Linked DNA regions of Homo sapiens: region 1 is linked to region 2. A link is an interaction called in ENCODE POLR2A ChIA-PET data of the cell type or tissue named here. Cell type or tissue: PC-9. All regions are shown on one strand. Links, peaks and the distances in the headings refer to the core of each region. The heading gives the core; the rest is flanking DNA.

What was found. ChIA-PET counts read pairs that join two places held together with the same protein. Peaks named below come from ENCODE experiments on the same cell type or tissue, not always from the same donor. Only the 100,000 strongest peaks of a DNase experiment are listed, where the experiment ranks them.
Region 1: POLR2A ChIA-PET joins it to region 2 with 21 read pairs; 2 of 35 experiments call an interaction of 5 or more read pairs at or near these places.

Annotation. Positions count from the first base shown.
Region 1 is chr1:32,421,576-32,429,903 of GRCh38, forward strand. It overlaps the pseudogene LRRC37A12P. Among named protein-coding and RNA genes, the nearest start is that of BSDC1, 31 kb to the left of the region's middle. In PC-9, for the core only: no CTCF peak of the experiment used is centred there; no DNase peak of the experiment used is centred there; H3K27me3 peaks cover 6,351 bases.
Region 2 is chr1:33,043,945-33,052,272 of GRCh38, forward strand. No RefSeq gene overlaps it. Among named protein-coding and RNA genes, the nearest start is that of AK2, 11 kb to the left of the region's middle. In PC-9, for the core only: CTCF peaks have their summits at 6,781 and 6,990; DNase peaks (open chromatin) are centred at 4,257 and 6,397; H3K27ac peaks cover 3,359 bases.

The sequences.
Region 1 (8,328 bases), core at 102-8,101, 620 kb before region 2:
CAATATCAGCCATGGCCCATTTGTACAAAAAGACTAATTCTTGGGTCTGTCCTGAGCAATTTGCTCAGTTCAATAACGCTAAGGAAACTGCACTATAGTAGCAATGGTCCCCAACCTACTATTTTTAAATTGCACTGACATGGAATTGCACTGACATGAGAATATCCTCATGATGACTCTTGAATTGGAAAAACTGGCTATCAGCTTCCCAGTTTGCACAACTAATCAAGAAATAATGTGGGGTCACTGGCACAAATGATGAGGCATCTCTGGGAAGTTTAACTTCCTATCTGTCCAATCTCTTGCCCCACATCATCTGGGGACATCCCTAACCTAGGTCCTTTTTAGAAAGTGCACTATCTTGGAAGCCAGAGCTGCAGCCAGGTCAAGCTGGACTGGTGATATGGAGCCCCCGTACCAGTAAACCCACAAGCAGGTCCATGAGATCCAGTCTCACATGGGATGCCTGGAGATGGCAGACAAGCAGTTTTCACACTTAGTAGAAAATGAAATCCAAGCAAGCACAGACCAGATATTCAGGGGTCTAGAACATCTGGAGATTTTGTCTAGCAAGGAGCCCCCTAACAAAAGGCAGAATGCCAAACTTCAGGTTGACCGGTTAAAGTATGATGTTCAGCACCTGCAGACTGCTCTCAGAAACTTCCAGCATTGACACTATACAAGGGAGCAGCAGGAGAGACAGCAAGAAGAGCTTTTCAAAACTTCACCACTAACAATTCTCAATTGCAATCCTCTGACAATGTTGAAGATTCGTATCTGTTTAAATTGCCGGCATTGCCGGGCGCAGTGGCTCACGCTTGTAATCCCAGCACTTTGGGAGGCCGAGGCGGGCAGATCACCTGAGGTCAGGAGTTCGAGACCAGCCTGACCAACATGGAGAAACCCCATCTCTACTAAAAATACAAAATTAGCTGGGCATGGTGATGCATGCCTGTAATCCCAGCTACTCGGGAGGCTGAGGCAGGAGAATCGCTTGAACCTGGGAGGCAGAGGTTGCGGTGAGCCGAGATTGCGCCATTGCACTCCAGCCTGGGCAACAAGAGCATAACTCCATCTCAGAAAAAAAAAAAAAATTGCCAGGATTAAAATATCTAGACATTGGAACAACACAAATCCCATTACAACAATTGAAAATATCCTCATGATGACTCTTAAATTGGAAAAACTAGCTATCAGCTTCCCAGTTTGCACAATTAATCAAGAAATAATGTGGGGTCACTGGCACAAATGATGAGGCATCTCTAGGAAGTTTAACTTCCTATCTGTCCAATCTCTTGAACAGAAATGCCAGTTAGTTACTTCGTTTTGTTTGTTTGTTTGTTTTTTGAGACAGAGTCTCACTCTGCTGCCCAGGCTGGAGTGCAGTGGCACGATCTCGGCTCACTGCAACCTCTGCCTCCCAGGTTCCAGCAATTCACCTGCCTCAGCCTCCCGAGTAGCTAGGATTACAGGTGCCCACATCTACACCTGGCTAATTTTTGTAGTATTAGTAGAGATGGGGTTTCACCATGTTGGCCAGGCTAGTCTTGAACTCCTGACCTCAGGTGATCTACCTGCCTTGGCCTCCCAACATACTGGGATTACTGTCATGAGCCACTGTGCCCAGCCAGTTAATTACTTTGAATGTGTCTCTAAAACCTGAGTTGGGGCCTTCTGTAGGACTGGAGATGGTTCAACCTTCTCAGGTGGCTCTGATGGCTGAGCTGGTATCTCCCATTGCAGTAGAGGACTGACCTCTTCAGTGGACTTTGGAGGACCACCTGAGGCTTCCTGCTGGCTTGTAGATGGTTCAACCTCCTTAGGGGGCTCTGGTGGCTCAGCTGGGAACTCTTGCAGGACTGGAGAAGGTTCTACTTCCTTAGGGGGATCTGGAGTCTGAGCTGTGGCCTCTTGCTGGGCTGGAGATTCAATCCGTTCAAGAGAATCCAGAGGTGGGGAAGGGGTATAAGGCTGGGTTAGAGAAAAGTCAGCCTGCTCAGTGGGAATTGGAGGGTTGTCCTGCTGGAATGGAGAAGGTTCAACCTCGATAGTGACTGCTATAGGTATGGTAAGCTCCATATCCACATTTTTAACTGTGGTATTAGTTGTGAGGTCAGCCGAGGAAAAGGACAAGGAGACCCAAAGTCAGGCGGGCAAGTTTTTATTGTCCTGCTGGGCTGCTCCTTGACTAGCAGAGGAGACAGCCCTGCTTACAGGCTGCAACAGGGCTTTACAGGGCAAGGAACTGGGTCGGGGTATGTGAACTGAGTTGGGAGCAGGTGTTCTGCCTGCTTCCTGGAGATGTTTTTGCCAGCTTTGTTAAGCAAGGTTAGCAGACATGTTAACCGCGTCCTGTAACTGTTTGCCAGTTTAGCTGAAATCTTCTGGACAAACAGTTACTGGAGGGGTCAGTGAAAGGGGGTTTGTCTTTTGCCCTGAGGTGGCTGTGTGGAGAGCGCAAGGGACTGTATTGTAAGGCCTGTGGGAAGGAAAGAGAACAGTCTGGTCGGGGTGACCCTAGCATTAGTCAAAGTTGAATTACTTCTGAATATTGAAGACAGATCTAGAGTTGAAAATACCATCTCATCATTCAATGAACTTAAAGTCTGAGGAGAGCTGAGCTGGAGGCTGAGTTGTGGGCTTTTGATGGACTGGAGGAAGTTCATCATTTTCAGGGGTATTTAGCTGCTAAATTATAATCTCTTGCTGGTCTTTCAAATGTTGAAACTGCTCAGGGGACATTAAGGACTGAGCTGGGACCCCCTGTTGTGTTAAAATTTCAACCTGATTAGTGAACTCTGGAGTCATGGAAACCATGTGATCCGCAGGTTTAACAGTGACATTTGCAATGTTGGAGGCTGAACTTGATCATGACTTAGAGGAGAAACTATCACCTCATGATGCTCTGGACATTGAGCTACAACTTCATTAGGGGGCTCTGAAGGCTGGGATGGGGCTTCTTGATGGGTTGGAGAAGACTCAACCTCCTCAGGGATCTGTGGATGCTCAGCTGCAGCCTCCTGCTGGGTTGGAAAGGGTTTCTCATCCTTAATAGTTTCTGGAGATTGAAGTCTACCGTTTAACTGGTAAAGGTCCAGCCTCTTCTGATGACTCTGGAGGCAGAGATGGGCCCCCATGCTGGGTGGCGGAAGGTTCTGCATCATTAATTGGCCCTGAGAGCTGAGCTGTAGCCTCCTGGTGGATTAGAGAAGTTTCCACCTCTTCAGTAGGCTACGTTGCTATGGTGAGCTGCATATCTGGAGACTTAACAGTGACACTGGGCAAATCTGAATGCTGAGCTTGAGGTAAAACTGTTAATTCATGATGTTTGGAGGCTGAGCTGGGATCTCCTCCTGGGCGGGAGAAGGTTCAACCTCTCCAGAAGACTCAGAAGGCTGAGCTGGCTGCTCCTGCTCTCTGGAGAAGGTTCAGGCTCCACAGGAGGACCTGGAGGCTCAGCTGGGGCCTCCTTTTGGGTTGCAGAAGGTTCTACCTCCTCTGGAGACTGGGTTGGGGCCTGCTGCTGGGCTGGAGAAGATTCAGTCTCCTTGGTAGGCTCTGAGGTTATAATAAGCTCTGCATCCACAGGTTTAACTGTAACAGTGGGCAAGTTATAATGAGCTTGATCCTCACCAAGAGGGTGAAGTGTCACCTCATGATTCGGTGGAGTTTGAGCTGCACTCTCCACAGAGGACTCTGGAGGCTGAGCTGGGGCCTCCTGCTGGGTCTGAGAAAGTTCACCTCCCCAGGAAATTCAGAATGCTGAGCTGGCTTCTCCTGCTCACTGGGGGAAAGTTCAGCCTCCACAGGAGGACCTGGAGGCTCAGCTGGGGTCCCTTGGTGGGTTGCAGAAGGTTTCGTCTCCTCAGGGTGCTCTGGTGTCTGAGCTGGGTCCTCTAATTGGGTTGAGGAAGAGTCCACCTCCTCAGGGTGCTCTGGAGGCTGAGCTGCGGCCTGTTCCTGGCTTGACGTAAGTTCCTTACCTGGCTCTGGAGTTACTGTAAGCTCCACATCCACAGGTTTGACTGTGACACTGGGCAAGTGTGAGTGCTGAGCTTCACTCCAACTTTTTTTTTTTTCTTTTTGAGACGGAGTCTTGCTCTGTTGCCCAGGCTGGAGTGCAGTGGCGTGATCTCAGCTCACTGCAACCTCTGCCTCCCGGGTTCAAGCAATTCTCCTGCCTCAGACTCCTAAGTAGCTGGGATTACAGGCGCCTGCCGCCACGCCTGGCTAATTTTGTATTTTTAGTAGAGATGGGGTTTCACCATACTGGCCAGGCTGGTCTCTTGGCCAGGTTGGTCTCGAACTCCTGACCTTGTGATCTGCCCACCTCAGCCTCCCATGCTGGGATTACGGGCAGGAGCCATCGCGCCTAGCTGCTTCACTCCAACTTCTAAATAGAACATTTACCTCATGATGTATTGATGGCTGAGCTACAATCTCTTCGGAGGCAGGTAGCTGCTATGCTGGGGCCTCCTGCTCTGTTGAAGTAGAATAGACCCTCTCAAGGGACTGTGAAGGCAGAGCTGGGGCCTCCTGCTGGGTTGAAGAAGGTTCTACCTCCCCAGGGAGCTGTGGAAGCTGCTCTGGGGCTTCTTGCTGGAGTGAAGAGGACTGGATCTCTTCAAGGTCTCTGGATTTTGAGTTTCGGGCTCTAGGTGAAATTGAAAAAGTCCAACTTGCTCAGGGGGCCCTGGAGGCTCGTCTGAGTTCACCTGGAGTTCTGGGGACAGGGTGCCTGGATACAGTATATCCATACTTCCATCTAAATATCCTGCAAAGTTTGTTTCTGACGCTGAGGTTTTTATACAAATCGGTGTGGAGTTCCAGCCACAACCTTAGCAAGCCTCCGATGCTAAGCTAGACCTTTCTTCAGGTTCTTGGGCCAAACAATAAGCTTCGTTGCTTGTGAATTCTATCCAGAGGTAGAACAAGTATTTCATATGCCTGATGATCTGCAGCCTGATCTAGATTTGCAGTTTTAACCTTACTTTTGAGGCAAAGAGTCCGAGCTAGGGCCTGGTTCTGATCCCAGTCCAGCATTGGGACCACCTCTGGGAGCCTTTCTTGCCGAGTCAGCTTGTCATTCAGATCCTGGTGTGCAGCAACGAACTGCTCTGGCCACGGGGGCAGCTCTCCAGCTGTATCCGTGTCCAGGAATGGAACCAAAGTCTTGGTGAAAGTCTCAGTCGATTCCTGAGGCAGAGCTGACATCTGGGAGGAAGCAGAGGACCCCAGGTATTCAAAGGCCCCGGGTCTGCGTGGTGGGGGGAGGGTAAGCGCATGGGGGCGATTCGGGTGGGAGATCAGAGGAGCGGGAAAACAAGGGCTCATCGGCCACAGGGCATCGGAGATCAGCTGCAGCGGGTCCTGGACCCACTCCAGAGGCTGAGCCGCCTGGACGAGTAGCCACAATAGTTGCTACGTGAGGAGGGGGTCGTGGGAGCCAGAGGCACAGCCGGGACGTGACATGCGCTGGCGCCGCGCACAGAGCTGGAGCCATTCTGGCAGCCCCAAGACGCTAGCGCCCCTAGCAACCGTGGGCACCGCCCCCTCCTTTATAAGCAAATTTTATTAGGTGAGGTCTAGATCCGCTCCGCGTCACCAGGGCGATCTCATCCCACAATCCTGCCCAAGCCTCCCTTCTCGCCCCGCCCCGCAGGAACACTCCTCCCCTCCCCTAAGCGAGGAAGGATTTGGGCAGCAGACCTTGGTGGTCCCAAGACTCCAGCAGCCTATTGTGGTGGTGGTGGTGGTGGTGGTGGTGGTGGTGGTGTAGGGTTGGGTGGGGTGGGGTGCAGGCGCGGCAGAGCTTCCCAAGGAAGTCACGGGACCTCACCTCGGGATATTCAGAGGTGCTAGTCCAGTTCTGGCAGCCTGAATTCTTTCTCCTCCAAGCTGAAATCCGAGAGATAATCTTCCTCCTCTTGGCCAATACGGCTTCCAGGGAAAACAACTGACCTGCAAAATCTGCGCCAGTTAGGGTGGCAGGCAGAACACACATTATGGTCATTTATTCCAAAATGTTGCCATTTTCGCTAAACTTTCGATACCCTTTGTTGCATGTTTGATAATTAATTCACCGCCCTATTAGGTACGGGCTGCCAGGCAACAAGCGAGGACTGCAAATTTTCTGTAGGACAGGTTTTGGGGTGTGGGCAATTCAGTCTGAGAGAGAAGGCCTTAATGCGAGTGAACAGCCCTTTGCACTAGCCTGGGAGGAGGCCAAAATGTCATCCTGCCTTGACTTAACACAGCCTTTACCCTAGAAGCTACAGCGCCACTCTCAGAGGTCTACCCTATGTGCACACATGGAGAAGACGCTTAGGTTGTTAAAGTCAGCATGTTAAATAATTTCCTGAAATGCGACTATAACGAGAACTCAGCTGGCTTCACCCACAGCCATTCTTACCTATTTTATTACTCATTGTCTGGCACAATCACAAAGTGCAGGTGATACTGACACCTACTTTTTAGGGTTTTTTGATGATTTAATTTGATAATGAATGTACACTGCTTTGCAAACAGTGAGCTTTCAATAAAAGGTACCTATTGTAATTCTCAAAAAAAAAGTGCACTATCTTGAATACGCTGAGCAAAGAGACCTATCATTTCCATGCCCTCATGTAGAGGTTTAACTGAAAGAGAAGATTGGGAGGGCACACACATGACAATCTCATCTTAGAAGGACCATGGATGGGGAATTCCATAACCAGAGGCCTCTTCCGGTTTGCTGGTATTCCTCTCCTTGAAAGGTCAGCATTTAATGTTTCCATTATGATGCAACGAGGATGGAAGGCAACATTAGGAGCTGTGGAAGCACAACAATCCATAGACTCTTTAGCCATCGACTGGCCCTCGATGTCCTTACAGCAAAGGTGGGGTACCTGTGCAGTCTTAAATGAAACATGCTGCTTCTGGATAAACACCTTTAGTCAAGTAGAAGAAAACTTACAGATGCTTAAAGATCAAGTAAAAATCATTGACAGGTCAAGAGAAAATGCAGGTTCCAGCCCTGGATGGCTACAATCCCTCTTTAATGAATTCCAGTCTTCTTTGTGGAACTGGTTAGCTCCATTATTAAGCCCTCTCTTGCTCATGTGACCTTGTCTGCTCAATATTATAACTCAAATTGTTTCCTCTTGCCTAGAAGCAATCAAACTCCAAATGCTGCTGCAGACTGAACTATGCATGAGCACGCCTTTCTTCCAAGGACCCTTAGATAGACCTCAGGAGGAGTCCTAGCTGCTGTTCCCCACACAACGCCCCTTTTCAGAAGGAAGTAGCCAGAAAGAGTCATTGCCCAACACTCCCTAACAGCAGTTAGGGTTACCACTCCAGAGCGGGGAATGATACAGGAGTTAAGAAGAAATTACTTAGGCAGATAGTAAGGGTATGGGAGTCCTCGGTAAGGCTTTTCTTTTTAATGAAAAGCAGCCCCAAATCATTAAATCACTTTCTTTCTTTTTTTTTTTTTTTTTTTTTTTTTTTGAGACAGAGTCTTGCTCTGTGGCCCAGGCTAGAGTGCAGTGGTGCAATCTCAGCTCACTGCAACCTCTGCCTCCCAGCTTCAAGTGATTCTCATTCCTCAGCCTCCTGAGTAGCTGGGACTACAGGTGTGTGCCACCACGCCCGGCTAATTTTTGTAATTTTAGTAGAGTCGGGGTTTCACCATGTTGGCCAGGCTGGTCTCGAACTCCTGACCTCAAGTGATCTGCTGGCCTCAGCCTCCCAAAGTGCTGGGATTATAGGTATAAGCCACTGTGCCCGGCCCTCCAAATCATTTTCTAACAAAGAGCAGCCTGCAAGCTGGGAGCTTGCATGGGTGAATGCTGGCAGGAAAGAACTAAGGACTAGACATGTTTAAGATGGCAGCTCCATCTTCCCTTCTCTGCCAGCCACGTGTATTGTAAAGGAGCAGACATGATGGTGCCAATCAACTGGAAAGCCCATTTGCATAGTAAGATTAAGATGAGGCAACCAGTCTTCCCTGTATACTATGTAAATGTCATACCTTATTGAACCAATTAAGCACTACATAAATCAGACACCACCTCCTCAAACTGGACTATAAAACTCAGTGCATTCACCGACAGCCAGTCCTTTTCCACTCGGTCCTTTCCGCTTGGAGACACCTTCCTCCATGGAGGAAGCTGTTTCTCTTTCTCTTCTCTTCTACCTATTAAACCTGCACTCCTAAACTTGTGTGTGTCCGTGTCCTAAATTTTCCTGGCACACAACAATGAACCCCAGCATATATACACCAGATGATGTAGCTGCTTCACTGTCACCACATGGCCTCTAACAACCCAGAATCCTCTCATCCTC
Region 2 (8,328 bases), core at 160-8,159:
TGAAAAGATGTCAGCCTCAAGATAACCTCCCCTCTGCCCAGAACATTCCAATCCCGCCATAAACTTCTCCCCAACACATAAACATTCCAAGCTTGTAATAAGCCCCCTCACCCTAAAACCAATATATATCTCTGTAAGAGAAAGCACTCCTTATTTTTTCTCTAAAATAAGCTTGTCTTTAAGGGGTTAAGTCACGTTTCGTGTTTCTTTCTTCTTTCTTAACTCTTACACTAGCTACTTGGGAGGCTGAAGTGTGGGAATCACTTGCTGCCAGGAGGTTGAGGCTGCCATAAACTATAATTAGCCCATTGTACTCCAGCCCAGGTGACAGAGCGAGACCCTGTCTCTAAAAACAAAACAAAAGCAAGGTTTCCACCTTTAGAAAACTCTCCACTTCGGGCTGGGCGCAGTGGCTCACACCTGTAATCCCAGCACTTTGGGAGGCCGAGGCGGTCAGATCACCTGAGGTCAGGAGTTTAAGACCAGCGTGGCCAGCATGGTGAAACCCTGTCTCTACTAAAAATACCAAAATTAGCCAGGTGTGGTGGCATGTGCCTGTAATCCCAGCTACTTAGGAGGCTGAGGCAGGAGAATCACTTGAACCTAGGAGGCAGAGGTTGTAGTGGGCTGAGACTGTGCCACTGCACTCTAGACTGGGTGACAGAGCAAGACCCCATCTCAAAAAAAAAAAAAGAAAAGAAAAGAAAACTCTCCACTTCTACAGAACTTGCAGTCAAGCGGGGGAAAAAAACAAAAAAAACAACAAATAAGACATTGACGGAGTCTGTGCTGGGAAAGGTACAGGCTTCAGTAACAGCACAATAGAGGAGCCCCCAGCTCAGATTTGAGGGGAAATGATGTGTAAGTGAGATGAAACCTTAAGAACAAGGAGGATTTGCTTAGGGAAGAGAGGGAAGAAGGGTATTCTAGACAAAGGGAATGGCATGTGCAAAGGCCTGGAGTTAAGAAAGATTATGACAAGAGGTTGGGCGTGGTGGCTCATGCCTGTAATCTCAACACTTTGGGAGGCCGAGGTGGGCAGATCACCTGAGGTCAGGAGTTCAGGACCAGCCTGGCCAACATGGTGAAACCCCATCCCTACTAAAAATACAAAAATTAGCCAGGTATGGTGGCGAGCATCTGTGATCCCAGCTACTCGGGAGGCTGAGGCATGAGAATCACTTGAACCTGGGAGGCGGAGGTTTCAGTGAGCCAAGATCATGCCACTGCACTCCAGCCTGAGGGATAGAGCAAGACCCTATCTCCAAAAAAAAAAAAGAAATATTATAGAAAGTTGAGGGGAACTGTGATATTTGGCAGAGGAACACCCCTCTTGTGTTGTGGAAATCCTTCACTGCAAGGAACTTGGGGGAAAACAGAGCCACCCTGCAGAAGCTGAAAGGGCAGACTCTTGCCTGCCTTCTTGGCAACAGGGGAGTGAGCACGTGACCAGGCTTGGCCAGTGGGATGTCCTGCCCAGGACTTTGACTCTTGAGGGAGAGAGAGGAAGGGGCAGGGCCTGTTCTTGGTGGGGAGGTAAGAGTCCAGCCTCAGTGGGTGGACCGTGGCCAGTGGTGGCTGTCCAGGTAGGCTTTTCCTGTGCCATGTCTTTGGCTGTGTTCTTAGCCTAATTACTTTTGGTTCCTACTCATGTTTGGAATTGGTGAAAACCTCACAGTATTCAATAAATTCCTTCACTGCTTAGGTTAGCCACCAAGACTTCTGTTTGGTACAGAGTTGAAAGAGGGTCAGTCTGGCTGGAGTTACAACTCAAGAGGGTAAGGAAAGAAAAAAGGGGGAGAGGAGACAGGGTCCTATGGGAAATTCTCTTGGGGGCTTTTGTGGGAGGCTTTGCTTTCCAGGAAAAAGAGATGCACAAGAAGAAAAACTCCCTTCCTGCCTGCCTCAGGGATGATGCAGCGCTTGAAATGTAGCAGCTATCTTGGGACCAGGAGGGGAGAGCTGCGAGACTCAGAGGGAAGCTGACCTAGGGTCTGACATCACTGAGCTGCTGAATTAAGCAACTCAGATGTCACCTTCTTCCACACTTCCTGTGATGAGAGATAAACCCCTAATGTTCAAACCGCATCTATGTCGGCATTCTGATACTCACTGCCCAAAGCACCTTATGTGACATGGCAAGTAACTTAACCCTGCTGGGCCTCAATTTCTCTTTGCAAAATCAGGATGCCGATACCCACTTCACAGGATCACAGTGAGTATCAGATTACATAATGGATGTAAAGTACTTAGCACGGTGCCCTACTCATGGTAAGCACTCAGTAAATGTTAACTATTACTACCTGCGTCAAAGACATAGAGGAGATGAGCTTGTTTTGTGGGAGGGTAGAGAGGAGAGAAGAATGACGACTAAAAGCTGGGAAGCCAACACTTGAGGGGAAAGGAATCAGAGAATGACTAGAGACTAAAGAAGAAAACCTGAAATTTCATTCTACCCACCACATCCTTTTTTTTTTTTTTTTTTAAGACGGAGTCTCACTCTGTTGTCCAGGCTGGGGTGCAGTGGTGTGACCTTGGTTCACTGCAACCTCTGCCTCCGGGGTTCAAGCAATTCTCCTGCCTCAGCCTCCTGAATAGCTGGGATTACAGGTGCCTGCTACCATGCCTGGCTAATTTTTGTATTTTTAGTAGAGGTGGGATTTCACCATGTTGGCCAGGTTGGTCTTGAACTCCTGACCTCAGATGATCCCCCACCTTAGCCTCCCAAAGTGCTGGGATTACAGGCATGAGCCACCGTGCACGGCCACCACATTCTTTTTCTTTTTCTTTCCCCTTTTTTTTTTTTGAGACAGAGTTTCACTCTGTTGCCCAGGCTGGAGTGCAGTGGCTCGATCTCAGCTCACTGCAACCTCTGCCTCCTGGGTTCAAGCGATTCTCCTGCCTTAGTCTCCCAAGTAGCTAGGATTACAGGTGCCCACCAACAGACTCGGCTAATTTTTATATTTTTAGTAGAGACGAGGTTTCACATGTTGGCCAGGCTGGTCTTGAACTCCTGACTCAAGTGATCCACCCACCTCGGCCTCCCAAAGTGCTGGGATTACAAGCATGAGCCAATGCCCTCAGCCCATTCTATCAATTTTTATCTGCCCTGTAAGGCCTTTGTTGATCTTTCCTTCCTTCCCAAGCCTGGCCTTTGTCCCATCTCTTCACTTAACTCTGTTAAATGTGGGGTTCATGATATCAGCTTGACAATCCCAGATTCTTTCATTCAGGAATTCTCTGGACATGCATCAAATATATCTCTTGGAGACACTCTCATTTCCAGGAGTTCCCAGTTGATATGCAAATTAGGCCTTTATAGTTACTTCCAGACACTTGGAAACTGTGAGTAAAGCTTCTCCAGTCTGCCTCTCCAGTCTATTCTATTAACCACTATGCTATGTTGTCTCTCATATGTAGTGGGACACTGATTAGTGTTTATTGATAGAAATGATGAAGAAGGAGTGTTACCAAAGCCAAATAAAAAGTTTCTGGGAGTGTATTAGTCAGCTTCAGCTAAGTTATATTGCAGCGACAAATAACCCCAAAATATCAGCTTACAGAAAGGGTTACATGTTAGCTGCAGGTGATGCAGGCTGAAGGTTCGGTTCTTGGAAGAGAGGGAAAAGGTACACTGGTATGCTGGTATAACTTGCATTAGAGAAAGCTGATAGTGTATATCTCTTCCCAACTTTGTGCTCAGTAATGTCACATTGGTAGCTTGAAATCAGTTATGGTGGAAGTACATATACTACAGAATGTGGCAAATATTTTCCCTCTAGAAGAGCCAGTTGTTAAATGTTTACTAGCACAGGACTGGAAAAAAGGAAAATGATGGGATCTCTTGTTGGCCCTTAAACCTTCTGCCTAGAAATGGCACAGGCCATGGAAATGCTACAGGTCACATGCACTTACATTGTACTTGTCAAAGCAAGTCTCATGGACAAGCTGCAGTCAATGGGGCCAGGAATGTACTTCTTCCACTGAGAGGCACTCAGTAGGTGAGGCAGGGAATATTCATGAACAATAGCACAATCTTCCTTCCTGGCGGAGTCAAAGGTGAGGACTGAGAAAAATCCCTTGGAATTGGCCTCAAGGAGTTTGCCCTTTAACATGAGAGCAGTTTCAGCTGAAGGAAGTGACTTTTATTTTACTCTTGCCTGTGGTGATCAGAGTTCTCCACCGATTAATTTTTAAAAGTTACCATTTATTGAGCAAGGATTGGTACCAAGCCCTGTGATCAGATCTCTACATACAATCTCACTGAGTCATCACAATACACTTGCTATGTCAAAACTATTTTTTCTTTTTTTTTTGAGATGGAGTCTTGCTCTGTATCCAGGCTGGAATGCAGTGGCATGATCTTGGCTCACTGCAATCTCTGCCTCTCAGGTTCAAGTGATTCCCCTGCCTCAGCCTCCTGAGTAGGTGGGACTACAGGTGCACACCACCACACCTGGCTAATTTGCCAGAACTATTATATCCCTACTTGATGCATGGGGAAACTGAGGCTTAACTCGGCATGGTTAATTGGCTTGCTTGAAATCACACAGCCGGTGAAGTCTCCCACCACACAGCATTTTCTTTTGTGGCAGACTGTACTGTTTTCCACAAATATTTGATGTCTCTTGCTGTGAAAGGATTATTTGTTTCTGTTCTGTTGAACTTGGGTGAGGGCATATGACTTGCACTGGCCAGTGAAATGAGAACAGAAGTAGCGTGCATGACAATTCAAGGGAGAAGCTTTTGAGAGCCAGGGCAGGATTCACATGTTCTTTTCACCTCAGCAGTCATGGCAGACTGTTGAGATGGAACCTCCACCAGACTAGGTCCCTGAGAGACAAACCACCTGCAGCAGAGCCCCCTAGTCAATCCAAATGAGCAGGTAGTATGAGCAAGGGTTTTATTTATTTTTATTTTTTATTTTTTTGAGATGGAGTCTTGCTCTGTCACCCAGGCTGGAGTGTAGTGGCACTATCTCAGCTCACTGCAACCTCCGCCTCCCGGGTTAAAGCAATTCTCCTGCCTCAGCCTCCTGAGTAGCTGGGACTGCAGGCATGCGCCACCATGCCTGGCTAATTTTTGTGTTTTTAGTAGAGACGGGGTTTTGCCATGTTGGCCAGGCTGGTCTCGAACTCCTGACCTCAGGTGATCCACCCACCTTGGCCTCCCAAAGTGCTAGGATTACAGGCATAAGCCACTGCGCCCAGCCTTATTTTGTTATTTTTAAGCTACAGAGGTCCAGTAGCTTAAATTTTCCCCAGTTGTTTCTTCTAAAGCAAAACCTCATGCATCCTAACTGTTCTATCCCTCGTGAGGGCCAGACAAAGAGGCTGGACAGGAAGCTCTTGCTGAGTATGCCAAGACCTACTTACCTTGGTCAGTAGAGATGTAGACTGAGTTCCAGGGGGTTTGTGGACTTTAAGTTCCAGTTACCTACACAGACCAACTCCCCCCTACCTGGCAGCGTGCATCTCTCCTGTGTCTTTTTTTGGGCTTCACAGCCCACTTGACCTAGGACCGCTTCCCAATTTTTGTAACATGCTTCCTGTTCCTTTGTCAACCAAACCACAACCATGAGATGTGGTTTTCTAAAGAACTGGCTAAGTCCAAGCCACCTGAACAAGCAAAGCCTTTCTACTACTGTTTTGAGGTCACTGTGGCGAAATTCCGATTTCCATAAAAGTCGCCAGCTTCCAAGAAAAGGCGTATGATATTAACAGCAACAAAAACGCCCTCAGCTGGGAAATGCTACACATTAGACATGGCCTGTGAGGAAATCCTTGTGGAGGGAATCAAAGTGCTGGGATTACAGGTGTGAGCCACCACGCCCGGCCTAACATTTAATTTATAAATTAGGGCCAGGCATAGTGGCTCGCACCTATAATCCCAGCACTTTGGGAGGCTGAGGAGGGAGGATCGCTTGAGGTAAAGAGTTCGAGACTAGCCTGGGCAACATGGTGAAACCACATCTCTACAAAAAACACAAAAATTAGCCAGGCATGGTGGTGTGGACCTGTAGTGCTTGCTACTCGGGAGGCTTAAGTGGGAGGATTGCTTGAGCCTAGGAGGTTGAGGCTGCAGTAAGCTGTGATTGTGCCACTGCCCTCCATCCTGGGCGACAGAATGAGACCTTGCCTCAAAAAGAAAAAAAAATTATAAATTAGGCACAGCAAGAGATTAATAACAATAACTAATAATAAAACAATTACAGCAATACACTATAATTATGTGAATGTAATCCCTTTATCTCTCTGAAAATATCTTATTGTGCTCTGCTCACCCTTCTTGTGATCTGTTGATCTGATAAATAGGACCGCTACTAAGCTACTAGCTGGTGGGTGGTGTATACAGCATGGATACGCTGGACAAAGGGATGATTCACATCCTGGGTGAGATGGCTCCAGATTTCATCATGCTGCTCATAAAAGCATGCAATTTACAACTTATGAATTGTTTATTTCTGGAATTTTCCCATGTAATATTTTTGGATCACATTTGTCCTTTGGTAAGTGAAAGTGCAGAAAGGGAAACTGGATAATAGGAAACTACTGTGGTTAGGAAACAGACTCAGCTACTATAGCAGAGACTCCAAAATAACAATGACTTAGACAAGATAGGTGCTTACTTCTTGCTTATGTCAAAACCCTGGCAGGCAAGGGGCAGTGGATATGGTGGCTCTACCATCAGGGAACCCTGGCTTTTTCTGTCTCCTTGGTTTGACATCAACATGCGGCTTCCTTCCTGTGGTCCAAAAGGGCAGCTCCAGCTCCTACCATCACTTCTGCATTTCAGCCAGCAGGAAGGAGTAATGGGGCAGTGGGGGATGCCCCCCTTCCCTCTAAAGGCATAACCTGGAATTGCACCTGTTACTTTCATTCTCATTGCACTGACCGGAACTTAGTTACAATGCCACGACTAGCAGCCGGGGTACTGGGAAACATAGCTTTTATTCTGGACAGACATATGCCTAGCCAACAGGTAGAGGCTCTATTACTAAAGGAAGAATAGGGAGAGCATTAACATTTAAAAAGACTAGCAGAGGAGGTCGCGGCGCCGGAGGCCCCAGAAGGCTCGAAGGCGCCGCGGGCTGGGGTCGGTGGCTTAGGGAGCCCGTCCGGCCATGGTGGCCGCGGGTGGTGGTTGGCGCGGCTGCGCTGCGGCCCGGGGCAGTGCGGAGCCGGGACAGTCGCGGCGCTGACGCCCGCGGGCCCCAGCTGCAGATATGAAGCGGAGCCGCTGCCGTGACCGACCGCAGCCGCCGCCGCCCGACCGCCGGGAGGATGGAGTTCAGCGGGCAGCGGAGCTGTCTCAGTCTTTGCCGCCGCGCCGGCGAGCGCCGCCCGGGAGGCAGCGGCTGGAGGAGCGGACGGGCCCCGCGGGGCCCGAGGGCAAGGAGCAGCCGCCTGCCTTGGCCTCCCAAAGTGCCGAGATTGCAGCCTCTGCCCGGCCGCCACCCCGTCTGGGAAGTGAGGAGTGTCTCTGCCTGGCCGCCCATCGTCTGGGATGTGAGGAGCCCCTCTGCCTGGCTGCCCAGTCTGGAAAGTGAGGAGCGTCTCCGCCCGGCCGCCATCCCATCTAGGAAGTGAGGAGCGCCTCTTCCCAGCCGCCATCACATCTAGGAAGTGAGGAGCGTCTCTGCCCGGCCGCCCATCGTCTGAGATGTGGGGAGCGCCTCTGCCCCGCCGCCCCATCTGGGATGTGAGGAGCGCCTCTGCCCGGCCGAGACCCCGTCTGGGAGGTGAGGAGCGTCTCTGCCCGGCCGCCCCGTCTGAGAAGTGAGGAGACCCTCTGCCTGGCAACCACCCCGTCTGAGAAGTGAGGAGCCCCTCCGCCCGGCAGCTGCCCCGTCTGAGAAGTGAGGAGCCTCTCCGCCCGGCAGCCACCCCATCTGGGAAGTGAGGAGCGTCTCCGCCCGGCAGCCACCCCGTCCGGGAGGGAGGTGGGGGGGGTCAGCCCCCCGCCCGGCCAGCTGCCCCATCCGGGAGGGAGGTGGGGGGTCAGCCCCCCCGCCCGGCCAGCCGTGCCATCCGGGAGGGAGGTGGAGGGGTCAGCCCCCCGCCTGGCCAGCCGTGCCGTCCGGGAGGGAGGTGGGGGGTCAGCCCCCCGCCCGGCCAGCCGCCCCGTCCGGGAGGTGAGGGGCGCCTCTGCCCGGCCGCCCCTACTGGGAAGTGAGGAGCCCCTCAGCCCGGCCAGCCACCCCGTCCGGGAGGGAGATGGGGGGGTCAGCCCCCCCACCCGGCCAGCCGCCCCGTCCGGGAGGGAGGTAGGGGGGTCAGCCCCCCGCCTGGCCAGCCGCCCCGTCCGGGAGGGAGGTGGGGGGGTCAG